Linked DNA regions of Homo sapiens: region 1 is linked to region 2. A link is a contact called in ENCODE Hi-C or POLR2A ChIA-PET data. All regions are on one chromosome and are shown on one strand. Each heading gives the region's core, a stretch centred on a gene start or an enhancer-like site at or near the end of the contact. The rest is flanking DNA. Distances are from core to core; before and after follow the strand shown. Region 1 overlaps PTPRG (protein tyrosine phosphatase receptor type G). Region 2 overlaps PTPRG (protein tyrosine phosphatase receptor type G).

Evidence for each region. A loop is a pair of places that touch in the nucleus more often than their neighbours do. ChIA-PET counts read pairs that join two places held with the same protein, here RNA polymerase II (POLR2A). Pooled maps may share reads with other maps.
Region 1: a map of posterior vena cava shows a loop between it and region 2 (5-fold over the local background). The contact joins two enhancer-like sites. A Hi-C loop is called at or near these places in 1 of 168 maps with a recorded cell type or tissue (posterior vena cava) and 4 of 50 pooled maps. POLR2A ChIA-PET finds 5 or more read pairs at or near these places in 2 of 52 experiments (T-cell and WTC11).

Annotation. Positions count from the first base shown.
Region 1 is chr3:61,923,970-61,930,813 of GRCh38, forward strand. The region is part of intron 2 of PTPRG (protein tyrosine phosphatase receptor type G); the gene reads left to right. Among named protein-coding and RNA genes, the nearest start is that of PTPRG, 370 kb to the left of the region's middle. Within about 2 kb of position 3,547, at least 17 of the 41 ENCODE cell types and tissues checked have a DNase peak (open chromatin) inside an H3K27ac peak, as active enhancers do.
Region 2 is chr3:61,807,113-61,814,126 of GRCh38, forward strand. All of the region lies in intron 2 of PTPRG (protein tyrosine phosphatase receptor type G), which reads left to right. Among named protein-coding and RNA genes, the nearest start is that of PTPRG, 250 kb to the left of the region's middle. Within about 2 kb of position 1,584, at least 13 of the 41 ENCODE cell types and tissues checked have a DNase peak (open chromatin) inside an H3K27ac peak, as active enhancers do.

The DNA of each region.
Region 1 (6,844 bases), core at 2,297-4,796, 120 kb after region 2:
TGCTATAAGACAATTTCATAGACATTTTTAGAGGTTTCTTTAAGATATCCTGTATTAGTTCTTATGCTATAGAAAGCTAGGGCTTTTCCCATCGTTGGATCTCCTACTGGATTTTCCTTTTTTTCTGCTATTCAAAATTTATGTTTCCTCTTGGGCTCACTTTCCTTTCCTCAAAGGTGTACTGCTGTAGTGTGTTCTCTCTGTGCCATGGCTCCAGTTGGCCGGCAGTCAGGTGGCCTGTCCTTCTGTCTGCCAGAATGGTCCTGTGACCATGCAGATCCTGACCTGCACTTGCAGGTCACAGGGTCAGCTGCTTCTGGATATGGCAAGTCCTAATTTGGAAACTGGATTCCATCCTGCCTACCACCAGCCCAGAAGGAAGGAAATGGAGTTTGTGGTGGAAGAAAACCGGCTATTGTTATTAACAGGAGGTTATATTAAGCACTGTCATTTTTAGCACATTCTAAATAAATGCCTTATATTGAAGAGCCAGAGAAGGAAACGGAAACTTTGAAGCACCTTGATTAAAAAGTATGAGCTTAATTACAATTGGCACAAATTGTTCAGCATCTCCCACGTGCTGTCACTGTGCTGAGTACTTACATGTAGTAGTGAACAAGACAGCTATGGAAGAAATAATTGCTCCTGCTGAAAATACTATGGCAGTGAAACAGAAGATGGGATGAAGTATTTGAGTAGGTGATTTAATCCTCTGGTCCAGGGGTCAGTAAAGTTTTTCTGAAAAGGGCCAGATAGCAAATGTTTTAGGCTTGTGAGGGTCATATGGTCTCTGCTGCAACTATTTGTCTTTGTCATTGTAGTAAAAAAGCAACTGTTGTGGACTGAATGTTTCTGTTGCTCTGAAATTCATATACTGAAGCCTTGCTCCCCAGTGTGATGGTATTTGGAGGTGGGGCATTTGGGAAGTAATTAGGTCATAAGCGTGGAGCTCTCATAAATGGGATTATTGCCTTTGTCTAAAGAGTCAGAAGAGAGATGATATCTGCAAGCCAGGAAGGTTATATTGAAATCTTTGTAAGAACCCCACAGAACACACTGGTCCCCTGATTTTGGACTTCCTAGCCTCCAGAACTGTGAGAAATAAATTTCTATTAGTTAAGCCACCTAGTTTGTGGTATTTTGTCATAGCGGCTCAAGGTGACTTAAGACAGAATCATAAATAGTACACAAATGGACATGGCTTCTTTCAGTAAAACTTTATTTATAAAAACAGATGGCAGTCTGCATTTGGCCCATTGGCCGCATTCTGCTGACCCATCACCTTGGTGCTTTTTCTGCTTTTTCTCTGTTGTCCTCTGTGTGTGTTCCTTTGTCCTGATCCTTGTCACCTTGTGGGTCCAAAATGGTTCCACTAGCCTCATGGAGCCTGGCCTTACATTGCAGAGTCCAAAGCAGGAGCTGAGGGAAAATGAAAAACAACTTCTTCATCACCGGAAGCCCAGCAAACTTCTCCTTAAAAATCACTGGTCAGGGCTGGGTGCAGTGGCTCACACTTGTAATGCCAGCACTTTGGGAGGCTGAGATGGGCAGATCACCTGAGGTGAGGAGTTCGAGACCAGCCTGGCCAACATGGTGAAACCTCATCTCTACAAAAATGCAAAAATTAGCCGGGCCTGGTGGCGTGTGCCTGTAATCCCAGCTACTCAGGAGGCTGAGGCAGGAGAATTTCATGAACCTGGGAGGCGGAGGTTGCAGTGAGCCAAGACTGTGCCACTGCCTTCCAGCCTGGGTGACAGAATGAGACTCTATCTTTAAAAAAAAAAAAAATCATCATTGGTCAAAGTTGCAGCACCTGCCAACCTATACGCCAGTGTTCACCAGAGGGGATTAGGATTCTTATAACTGGCTTGTCCCGAGCATGACTTATTCCTTGGGATGAATACATTACTGTTCCAACAAAATCCCTGTTGATGAGGTAACCAGCAGTGTTTCCATAGGAACTCGAGCTCCTGGCTATTCCTAGCCTGGTTCTCTGACCAGCAGCACCAGCGTCACCTGCCAGCTTGTTAGAATGGCAGAACCTCAGACCCTTCCTGTAACTACTATATCAGAATAGAAACCGCATTTTAGCAAGATCTGCAGGTCATTCACAGACACAGTAAAGTTTTAGACATGCTGATCTGGAGAGGTAATGGAGGGCTATTTTAAGGAAATCCATGGAAATAAACTTGGAGAAAGAGTAGCTTGAGTGGTTGGTAGCTGATATGGTTCGGATCTGTGTCTCCCCCCAGATCTCATGTTCAGTTGTAGTACCCAGTGTTGGAGTTGGGTCCTGGTGAGAGGTGATTGGTTCATGGGGGTGGCTTTTCATGAATGGTTTAGCACCATCCCCTTGGTGCTGTTCTTGTGACAGTGAGATCCAGTTGTCTAAAAGTGTGTAGCACCTCCCCCTCCTCTCTCTTGCTCCTACTCCAGCCATGTGATACGTGTGCCTCTCCTTCACCTTCCTCCATGATTGTAAGTTTACTGAGGCCTTCCCAGAAGCCAAGTAGGTTGCAATACCATGCATCCTGTACAGGCTGCAGAACTGTGAGCCAATTAAACCTCTTTTCTTCATAAATTACTCAGTCTCAGTCCTCCTTTCTTCCCCTTCCCTCCCTCCCTCCCTCCCTCCCTCCCTCCTTCCTTCCTTCCTTCCTTCCTTCCACTAACATCATAAGGTATTTTTTTATATCAGTGCAAGAACAGATTAATATGGTAGCCCAGCCTTGACTCCCATTCATATAAATGCCATTATAATTCCAGTTTGTAGTGATATCTCAGATTTAATCCACATCTTAGTACATTTTATGGTGTTTAGTGTTCATAGTGGACCATAATTATTTAGAGGATCCTCTTTACTCCTTTTTGCCTCCAGCAAGTTCTGACAGTGTTCATAGTGTTAGGAGGTTGAAATTAAAACAAAAACGAAAAAAACAGTTCGGGGGGAAGAAAAAAAAAATCTGTACATGTTGTCCTTTTCTACCTGTAATGTAGTGCATGCAGATGACAGGACATTTCTTGTCTTTATTTTGAAAATCATTTGCCATCGTTCATGATGTGCAACTGCATGAGTACATATGACTGTCAAGTGTCTGGATTCTATTTCTGAATTCAGGAAACTCCAGAGTTAAGCAACCAAATTCCATTTCAGAATCCGCTTCTATTTTTGTTCTGTTCATTTGATCTTTTCCATCGGTAGGCACATTAGCTTACTAAGCATAAAGAACTTTTTTTTCCTCCCAGCTATATATTCTCCACAAAACACTGAGGGCTTCCCTGGGAAATAAATCCCTGGCTAAATGGAAATGTGGTTGGTTTCATGGTATATCTTCAGGTCTTGGACAACAGCTCTGTGCTTGCAGTCTTCTTTGTGTGACATTTGGAGGCCGAGCTCTCAAATGTCCCTTGAATTTCATTAACTGGTGTGCTGTTTTGAGTTAACTGTGGAGAGAGGCCTATTGGAGATGGTCCCTGCCAGTTGGGCAGCTCTCCCACTTGGCTGTTTTGAGAATTGTTATATCCTGTACTATGGAAACAGGATGAACTTGGCCATGAGTGTGGGCCAGAAGCCTCTATCCCATTTATGCGGACTTGCTGGCTGAGTTTTGAGAAGTGCATGATTTCATTTGGGCTGTGGTTTGCTGCTAACCGTGTGAGTCTGCAAAATGATCCCTTTTAAGTAGAACCAGGACAGAATAACCCTGGAGCTATGTTTGGTGTGGTTTGTCTGCAAGGGTTAAAAGCTCACTACAGGATGTTGCTGCTTTATAAAATTGAGGCCTCCTTGAAAGTTGTGTCATTTCTATGCTTTATGAATAGGATTATCTTCTTTATGCAGCAGTCATTTGATGTTGAATAGAAGCTGAAGATACAGTTCCTCTGTAAAGATTTCATCATTGTTTGATTGGTAAAGGTGGACATTTTCCCCCCTTTCCAGGTGAGGTATACGTGCGTTCAAAGAGGGATGGGGCAGGAAGGTGGTTGGCGGTGGTCAGAAAGCCATCTGTAACTCAGGTGATTTTCCTGTACCGGTCACCTAGCTGAATCTGAATGAGAGTTTTTTGTAAAGTTGTGGTAGAAGATAAATTAGCCTGATGATGGATTATGCACTATTTCTCTTCTGCTATAAGGGGTATGAGGCCGGAGGTTAGGAGACTCACACACAGTCATGTTGTCTGTCAGAGGGAGGATGAAGCCGAGAGTTGAGTGGCCTTCAAGCTCCCTCTGGTTGCTCATACCTTGTTTCTTTCTCCTTCTTATGAGTTGGGAACATGCCCAAGAAACCTTGTAAGTGTGAAATACAGCATGCCTAGTCTCTCCTGCAGAATAATGCGACCCCATATTTGTTAACCACACAGACCTTAGAATGTGACAGTTTTCTAGCTTAAGTGAATTGGAATGAAACCCTATCACATTTTCCAAACCAGACTTATTTTGCCTGAGTCCATTTTTTTAATCCCCTACTTTCTACTTGAAAAATGAAATTGCTTGAATTTACTGAAAGAAAAAGTCATAGCAATTGTCAGACTGCATGAGGAGGGTATTTATTCAGATTTCATGGATGGGGCCAGTATTTTCTGGAACATGTTGCTGAAGTTTATGAGCATTTAAATTATAGGATGCTATTTGGGATTCTCCCTAAAACAAAAGCTTTTATAGTGTGATACTATGCTTTTAAGAAGACAAAAACACTGGTTTGATTTTTTTTTCATTTCAGTTTTTACTTCTGTTTTAAAAGTTTAAATATATTTTCTAGAGATACTGGAGATAAGGGGGATGAAAATGTCTTATCTCTTTTCAGGGTTGATATATATTTATAGAAAGGTATCAGATGTATTGTGACAGTCTATAGATGTAATAAAATATTTCACTATAAAACAGTTGATTGGAGTCATACAGTGGTTCTCAACTAAAGGTGATTTTTCTCTTCCCCTACTCCTGGGGACATTTGGCAGTGGATGGAGACATGTGTGGTTGTCACAACGGGAAGGATGTTGCTATTGGCAGTCTAGCGAGTAGAGGCCGGGGATGCCACTGAACATCCTACAATGCACAAGGACAACCCCCACAGCAAAGGAGTCTTTGGCCCCAAATGAGAAACCCTAGAGTGGCATAACCAAAACCAAATGCTTTAATAAATACCCAGCCCTGAGGTTTTGGTATTTAAAGTGACATTTAACATCACCAAAAACATGTCAAAAATGTGTCAGCCATTTAACACATGCATAAAGCCTTCTTTTTTAAAATAACAGATGTGAGACTTCTGAGCCACATTTTTCCTAGAGGTTGTTCTCTCTCTGGGAATGAATACCGAGGTGCTATTTCACATTATAAAATTTTTAGCTACTGAAGAATTATGTTTAAATTTGAAAAAAAAAATACTTTTGCTTTTTACCAGATCGAGCGTTTCTTTAGTGGCATTCTCTTTTAATCCAGTGATTTTCAAGTGACCCCGTATTTAGTCCTAAAGTTCCATTTCTCAACTGAAACTCAACATTTAGTTGAGTAGCCCATTCTAGTTCTATATGCTTTTCATAATGGGCTTCCTTTGAGCAAAGTTCATGCATTGCACCTAACCGTCCTTTGGATGTGAGTTTTTCATTGTGGATTACTGCCCAAAGAAGTGATGAATTAAATTGTTAAACTCATTTAGCTGTGACCTGAGATGAATAGAGTGCATTTGAAAAATGAGCACAGGTTGTTTATGAGCCGTCGTGTCGGCATCACACTTCAGAGTCGGTGTAGATGTCTACCGCTCTAGCCCTATGGGCTGCAGTGATTCAGGAGCAAGAGCGAGCAGTGGGTTCTTTCTAACGTGTCAGCCTTTTGACCTTGAGCTGCATTAAGGCTTTCACATGTGCAGTTGATTAAGATTTTTATTTTCTTCCTTTATTTCATTTGTACCATATGCACAGAGAGTCGTGGATAACAGTTTAGACTAAATAAAGGACATTGAATTGTCAGTAATGAAATATCTTGTTTTAATTAAAACTATTAGTAATGCTCTTTCTTGCCCTGGATACTAGGATATTGACATACTTAATGGTAGAATAACAGATAATGCGGTATTTTTTTTTTTTTTTGCTTTTTACTCCTACAAATTGCTTTTAAATTCTCTAAGATCTGGTTGACAATTGCCAGTATAAGTATTTATAGAGAAAGATAAAGATGGAGCTACCTACACTGTATCTATAAATACAGCTGTACATATAAAATTTGATGGTGACAGCCATCTTGCCTGTTTCAGCTGTGTGTGTTTTTAGGAAGATTTGAATATAAAAGATTTGTATTTATATAAATTATTTTTTGTATTTTGTGTGGCTTCATACCCTCAAGGGTGACTTTGAAAGGTATCTTGACCCAGGGACACCAACGAGTTTATTCCAACAATTCCACGTGGAAGAATGTCAGTGATTCCCTGGAGGTCAGAGTTCCGTCTCCCCCTGTCTTCTCAGCAGTGTGATGAGGGGCTCCCAGCACACAGATTATCACTTCCATTCCTTTTGGGATGTAGACCTGCATCTTATGTGTTGCGTCTTACTTTTGAGTTACTGTGAACAACTGTTTTCTTCATCTGCCAGTTAAAGACAAATTACAAGGAGGAAAGGATGGAAAATACAGGAAAAGAGTGTGAAAGCCCAAGAACTTAAAGCTCTGGATGTACAGTTGTTCTTTTTTGTGGAGTCAAGCGTCATTGTGGCATCCTCTATGGGTGTTCCAAAATTACAATTATAGTTAGAGAAATAATATAGGTAATTATGCTGTCGAACCACTGTAAAGGAGAGCACGTAAAAGAAGGCAGTGCGGCCAGGCGCAGTGGCTCATGCTTGTAATCCTAGCA
Region 2 (7,014 bases), core at 334-2,833:
CTATTAAAATGAATTGCACTAGCTGTACATCATTTTCTAATTTCTGAGACGACTTGTAAATCACAAGGAGAGAGGGCATTCTACCATTGGTCAGGGGAAAAATGGGAAATTTAATAGTTTGTCAAAGATTGATAAGAAAGGATTACCACTCTGAGAGACCCTAACTTGATGAGCAAGTACATTTTGAAGTTCATCAGACGTATAAGCAGTTGGAGAGTTTAATTAAAGTTACTTGTCATTACTCAAGTTTACATCCGGTCTGTCTCTGGGCCAGCGTATATGGTATGCCAGTGACATTGTCAGAACTTAGTTTTGACCCTGAGAGCTGTGCGTTGTTCTTTTACTCCCTCTTGATTCCTCTTTCATCATGTAGAAGCTGATGTGTATTTTAACATTGTGGTCAATTTGGTGACAGAGGTCTTGATCAGTGCAAGTTCCAGTAGTTAGCTGAATTTTATATTTTTCTTTATTTTTTAGCTGATAATGATTCAAGTTGTTGGAATAATCTAAGACTGCTAGAAAATAACATATATACACATATGTACACTTGTGTAAATGCCATCTTGATAACAGAATCATAAATGTGTTCATGTAAGGGTATGTGTGTGTACGTAAATATGTATTATTGAATCGTATTGGGATGATTTTTTTTTGCCCTTTCAGATGTCAAATTGTATATTGAGACTATTTATTCCATTCTTATAAGCAAAGCCCTTCCTTTCCCTCTTGTTCCTGCAAAGCAGCTCAGAGAATGACTTTTAACTGGGCAACCATATTTTTGATCTTCTGCAGAGCTAGGAGCACTCTGACATATGGTTCAACAAAGGCTCGCAGACCGGGGCATCCAGTACTTGTGGTGCTTCTGTTAACGCCTGTTTATCAGATTATTGAAGGGCAAGCTGCTTTCCTCAGAACGTGCTTGCTCTCCCTGACTCTGTGTAATCCTATCCAGGCACGGAGCTGATATTGTTATACAAACAAAACTCAATAGGCATTACTGAAATCCAGAGAGTGGATTCTTTAGGATTGGACCTTTTGTGTGTGTAACCACATTTGAAGGAGACCTAAGAATCATCATCTGGAACTTTTTAAAATTGCAGTTACTGGAAACTAAAGCCAGAAACTAGGAGAAAACCCTCCGATTTTTTGTTTGGTTATTTTTAAGTGGAGAAGTTACAAAGGTGTTAGCTGTTAAGATGTGGAGTGAACTGGAATCCAGTGGCTCTCAAATCTTGCAGCTCATCAGAAACCCCTGGTGAACTTTGTACGTGGCACTCACCCCTATTCCTTAACTGTGAAATCTATACATTTTTTTTTCATCCACCCCAGATAAATCATATGTAGGTGGGCTCTTGGTCCAGTTTGGGAACCCGTAAAAGAAGTTATCAACCTCATCATAACCTTCCCAGGCAGGAATCAATTTCTTTGAATATAAGCCATTCAAATTCCATAATATGATACTGGCTCTAAAGGCACATTTAATTATGTAGGACACACCATCCCTTTCGCAAAATCGCACAAAGATTTCAACTTAGGCCTAAAATCTTTGGCACATACGTTGCACTGGGCACGGATCCCTTGGCCTAGATAATACTGAATTAAACTCCTCCCTTTCCTGCCCTCCCACACAGAATTTGGCCAGAGAAGCTCAGTGAAGGTTATTCTTAAACCCATCCCCGTTGTTCAAATCTGGCAGTAAAAAAGGCTTTACAACTTGGGTCAACTCCTAATGGGGCCTTTTGATCCAAGTGCTTTAAAGTTTAGACCTTTTGTATCTTTGTTGATAAAAACTGAGGTGTAGTATACCATTAAAATTTTTAAAAAATTATTTCTACTGAACCTGTTGGATTTAATCTGTTTTTGCTATCTAGTAGGCTTGTGACCTTGAGCAGATGACTTAACTTTGCCACATTTTTTTCTTTTCTTGTAAAATGGGGGTAATATAATCCATAGAGTTATCATAAGAATAAGTAAAAGAATGTGTAAAGTGTTAGTTCACTGCCTTCCACATAGTGAAGGCCCAGTAACTGTTGTTTCTTATTATTATCACGGTGGGGGAGGTTAGTGGGGGAAAGTTACAAAATGAATAAGCAGCAGACTTTGCCTTAGTCAAGAGCTTGCATCCTCAAATTTGGAGTAAGGTATAATTATATTACCATACTAGAAGTAGGAAGGATTAAAAGAAGAAAATAAAGATGCACTCTTTTTTCAGAGAAAAATGTGATCACTGATGGCTTTTTGCTGCATCTTGAGGGGAGACATTGCCCATGAAACAGTTTTCTGAGCTGAGCCCAGAAGAATAACCCTAAAGGAGTGGGACAGATAGAAAATCCAACTGGAAGAGGAAGTGGTATGGTGTACTAGTGTCTGACACACAGAAGATACCCAAGAAATAAGGGTTGAAAAACATGAGGCTTTATGGAGAGAAACTTACATTTGAGTTCTGATCCTGTTAATTTCTGTAAAATAAGTATTATAACACTGACCACATAGGGGCCAGTGTGGACAGTGAATACTATATGTCATGTACCTAGCAGGTTATCTGGCACGTTGTAAGCTTGAAAAGAAAATAATATAGTTATTCTGTATTAATATGAAGGGGAATAGAAAGACATAAACTTGAAACATAAATGTGGACCAGATAATTAAGGCATTTGAATCCTGAACTAAGGAGCTTAGATTTTATTCACTTGACAGTTGAGAGCCACGGAAGCTTTTTGAGCGGGTGCACAGCTATTGAAGCTCTGTGCTCTCTTGATTTCAAGGTGATTAAGCAGAACAGTTTTCCCCCAGCTCCTGTATCAGGGAGGCAGAGCTTTCCCAGAAGTCCCATTGCATACTTCACCTCAGGTGTGTTCTTGGAATTGTGGCCATGCCCACCTTATAGCTGCAATGGGGGGCTGGGAAACTGTTTAGCCTGTTGAGCCTCTGTAGCTGGAAGTGGGCTGTGCCTGCACAGCCTAAATGGCTTTTGGTCTGTGGCCAGGAAGCCAGTGATACTTGCAACTGTGAGCATAATAGCATGTTGGAGGCCAAAGTGTACTCTACAGGGAGTGCAGGATAAAATAAGAACAATACGACTGGTACAGAGAATAGAGGAAAGGGTAGAGGTTTGTATGAAAGCTGGCAAATTCAGTTCTAGACCAAAAATGAGTTTAGGGTGCAGGTAGGATATCCAGGAAGAAGTGATGCATGGGCAGGAGTAATTTAGGATTAGAGTGCAGGACTGAAAGTATTGATCAGTGAATCATTGATTTGGAAGATGACAGTAAAACCCTAAGAATCTGAGGTAAGGAAGGATGAGAGAGGAATGGACAAGAACCAGATAACAAGCTTAAAGGAATGATTTCTTTTTAGGTGCCCTGTATAAGCAACGACAGTGCGAAGGGATACCTTATTTAGCATTGTTTAAACCTCTTTATCTGCTCCATAGGCATATGACCTCAATAAAGGCAGCAGTGTGTTTATGATGCAGACCCAGCTAGAAGACAAGTTCCCAGGTCTGGCTACCCACCCCTACTCTTGGCCACCCAACTCCTACCTCTTTTGGACAGATTTCTCTTCTCAGCTCTGTCTGTGTAATGCAATTGTCCCTACAATGGCCTTTGACAGAGAAGTCATGGAGATCCAAAGAAACTAATTAGAATGAATAGGCATTTTTTATAAGTAATTCGGGACAAATGGAGAATCCAGTCCTTAAGAAGGGTTGTAATGAGGGTAGCTGAATTTGCTTTTGTGGGCTTTTACTTTAGCGTTCCACCATCAAGGTGACATCATATGATGTAAGAATGAGTATCTGATTGGCTACCTGCCAGCCAATGAGGGTTCCCCCTTGCCTACCTGTGTTGGGGAGTGCAAGGCTGTCACCAGGAGGGCAGGTTAGGGTGAATGTGGCAGCCCAGGTGAGGTAGACCTGATGATTGTTCGAATGTGACACTTTCTCCCTGTCATAGCCCAGCAGCCCCTTTAGTTTGTGACTCTGCTGTGCCTCCCAATTAGGCCTGCTGTGGACATCTCACTTCTGGCTGAACTTTGGGCTGGGTTTTGTGATGCTCTTTGGTCAGTGGAATGTCATGGAAGGCCCATGAATAGAGTGCTTGAATGTGCTTGCATGACTTTACTTGGCCTCTCTGTTCTGCTAGGTACCATGAGAAAAGCATGTCCTAGATTCACAGGTGGAACTTCCTGGCCCCAACCTGTTGCTTAACTCTCAGTCACCCAGTGTACCCAAACACCAGTGAGCAAGAAATAAATGCCTACTGTTGTTCAATACCAAAATCCTTTTTTCCCCTCTTGCTTTTGGTCCCACAGTATTGTTGCAGTAGAAATCTGACCAACACAGCAGACAAGTTGACTAATATGTCTGCTCTTTGGCCAGAAAACCAACAAGAGCCAGAATGGACAGTGATGATGGAAATGAATTAGTTGCATCTAGGGCCATGTAACTTGCCCTCCATTTGACCAAAGCTGAATTTCATTGAAGTGTCCATTCCATCATGCCTGAGTTCTATATTGGAAAATGATCTGCTTTTTCACAAAACACAACTTCAGCTTTCATATCCTGATTAACAAAGACAATATGCATTATTAGACTTAATTTAAAGGTGTAATCAGCCATGCGAGTCAGATAAGGGAAAAAATAGTACCATGGACCTTTTCCAAATTCCCACAGGCTTAAAATATAAAAATTCCCTCAAGAGTGCTGACAGCATACCTTGCCTGTTATTACAGCTTGAGTTTTATTTTGTTCCTCTGCCAGTACCAGAATAAAATTAGGTTACAAATCAGATCTAACGGTTTAGATTATTGTTCATCTTGAGCTCTGCGCTTTCTCTCCATTTGTTGTGGCATAGCAGAAATAATTAAATTTATTAGTAGGCCTGTCTTCAAAAAAAGGCTTTTATTTCAAAATGTGCTTGAGGACATAGTGGGGAGCACCATGAGTTAAGCCTTAGTTTTTCAGGAGGTAGAACTGCTAGGATATAAACGTGTGGTTTTGCAGGATGAAGAGATGCTTGTACCCCAATATAACGCATTCTTACTGCAAATAACAAGTTTTCTGGCAACTTCTTCCTGGTATCTACAGTTGATTGTGTGTGTGTGTGTGTGTGAAAACGATGATTTTTAGATTTACTGTCTTGAGGGTAGTTTAGCAGTGGTCCTGACCATTCATTCATTCATTCATTCATTCATTCATTTTGTCAATCCATCTGTGAGCCATTCAGCAAATATTTATTTTCCACCTTCTTTTCAGGATGTGATCAATTTTTCTTTTGTATGTAATAATCTTTCACACTTTGAAGATCATTCAAAACGGGTATGTACATTTTTGTGGTGTAATGAAAACCCACCAGTTTAAGCCCAGATTTGTCATTAAACTTCCTAAGTTTCCACATACTGCCTCTATTTGTTCCTTTTTTGTAATAGAGGTTGAAGATTATTTGAAACAGAAATGGATGCCTTTGCTCACCAAAAGTCAGATTCATCCTATCTAGGTTTCCAGATAACTCCTCGTTAGCTGCTTTCCACAGTAGAGATTCTTAAGGGACAACAAGACCAGCAAAATGACTCAAGAGTCTTTAAGAAGAATGTGTGCCCCGAGGGCTCCTCAGATGTTCACCCTCAGTCTCCCTGCCCATGTTGGGCCAGCTCTCAGATAATTCTCTGATGCAGTTAAGAGTGTGGGAAGTGATAGAGGGCATTGCGGCAGAGAAAAACCCTGTGAACAACTGTCTTGCTGGTTTGATGAATATTTAATGTGCTCCTACTGGTTTAGGATGCTAGGTTCATCTAAATGTGCATAACTACTTTTAGGGTCTTAAATGCCCCCTTGCTTTCTGGAGACAATTAAAATTTTAAATCCTGTAAACAGTTTTGTTACATGCAAAGAATACTTGTGTAGATCACCTGAAACTGTTTCCCACCAATTGTTGTTTGGGAAAGACTGTTGTATTTGAAATACTAGAACAGGTGAGTGAGGTAGAACATAGTACAGATTCTCTCTAGCATGAGGTTATGTGGGGCTCAACGGAATGGTAGAGCATGGGGTCTGAGGCTGTAGAAAGAGTAAGGTATTTTAGAATGAAAATCTTTGTGGGTATGGCTGGGCACAGTGGCTCACGCCTGTAATATCAGCACTTTGGGAGGCTTAGGCGAGTGGATCACCTGAGGTCAGGAGACCAGCCTGGTTAACACGGTTAAACCCCATGATTACTAAAAAAAAAAAAAAAAAAATAGAAAAAAAATAGAAAAATTAGTTGGGTGTGGTGACATGCACCTGTAATCCCAGCTGCTTGGGAGGCTGAGGCACCGAGAACCACTTGAACCAGGGAGGCAGAGGTTGCGTTGAGCTGAGATCGTGCCACTGCACTCCAGCCTGGGTGACAGAATGAGACTCCGTCTCAAAAAAAAAAAAAAGAAAAAAGAAAATCTGTGTGTGTGTGTGTGTGTGTGTGTGTGTGTGTGTGTGTGTGTGTGTGTTTAGTTGTACTGGCTTATTTTTCAGCCATGAAGAGTTCTAGATGCCTTTAATAGCAGTAGTTGTAGTTGTAGTCATAATAACTTATTGAATGTATACTATGTTCTTGGCTCTTCCATGGAACATCTTGTTTGATTTATTCTAACAAGCCTATGATGAAGGGGCTGTTAATATTCTCATGTGACAAAAGAAGCAAGGTCTCGAAGTGGTTTGTTTATGTTCCAAACATTTGTGTAGTGCTGTAATACATGCTTTTCACATATTACATTAATTCTTACAGACATCTTATGAGATACTGGCTTTTTTTTTTTTTTTGGGGGGGGTTGGAGTCTCGCTCTGTCACCACCCAGGCTGGAGTGCAGTGGCGCAATCTTGTCTTGGCTCACTGCAACCTTGGTCTCCTGGGTTCAAGCGATTTTCCTGCCTCAGCCTCCAGAGTAGCTGGGACCACAGGCATGTGCCACAAGGCCTGACTAATTTTTGTATTTTTAGTAGAGATGGGGTTTCACCATGTTAGCCAGGCTGGTCTCGAACTC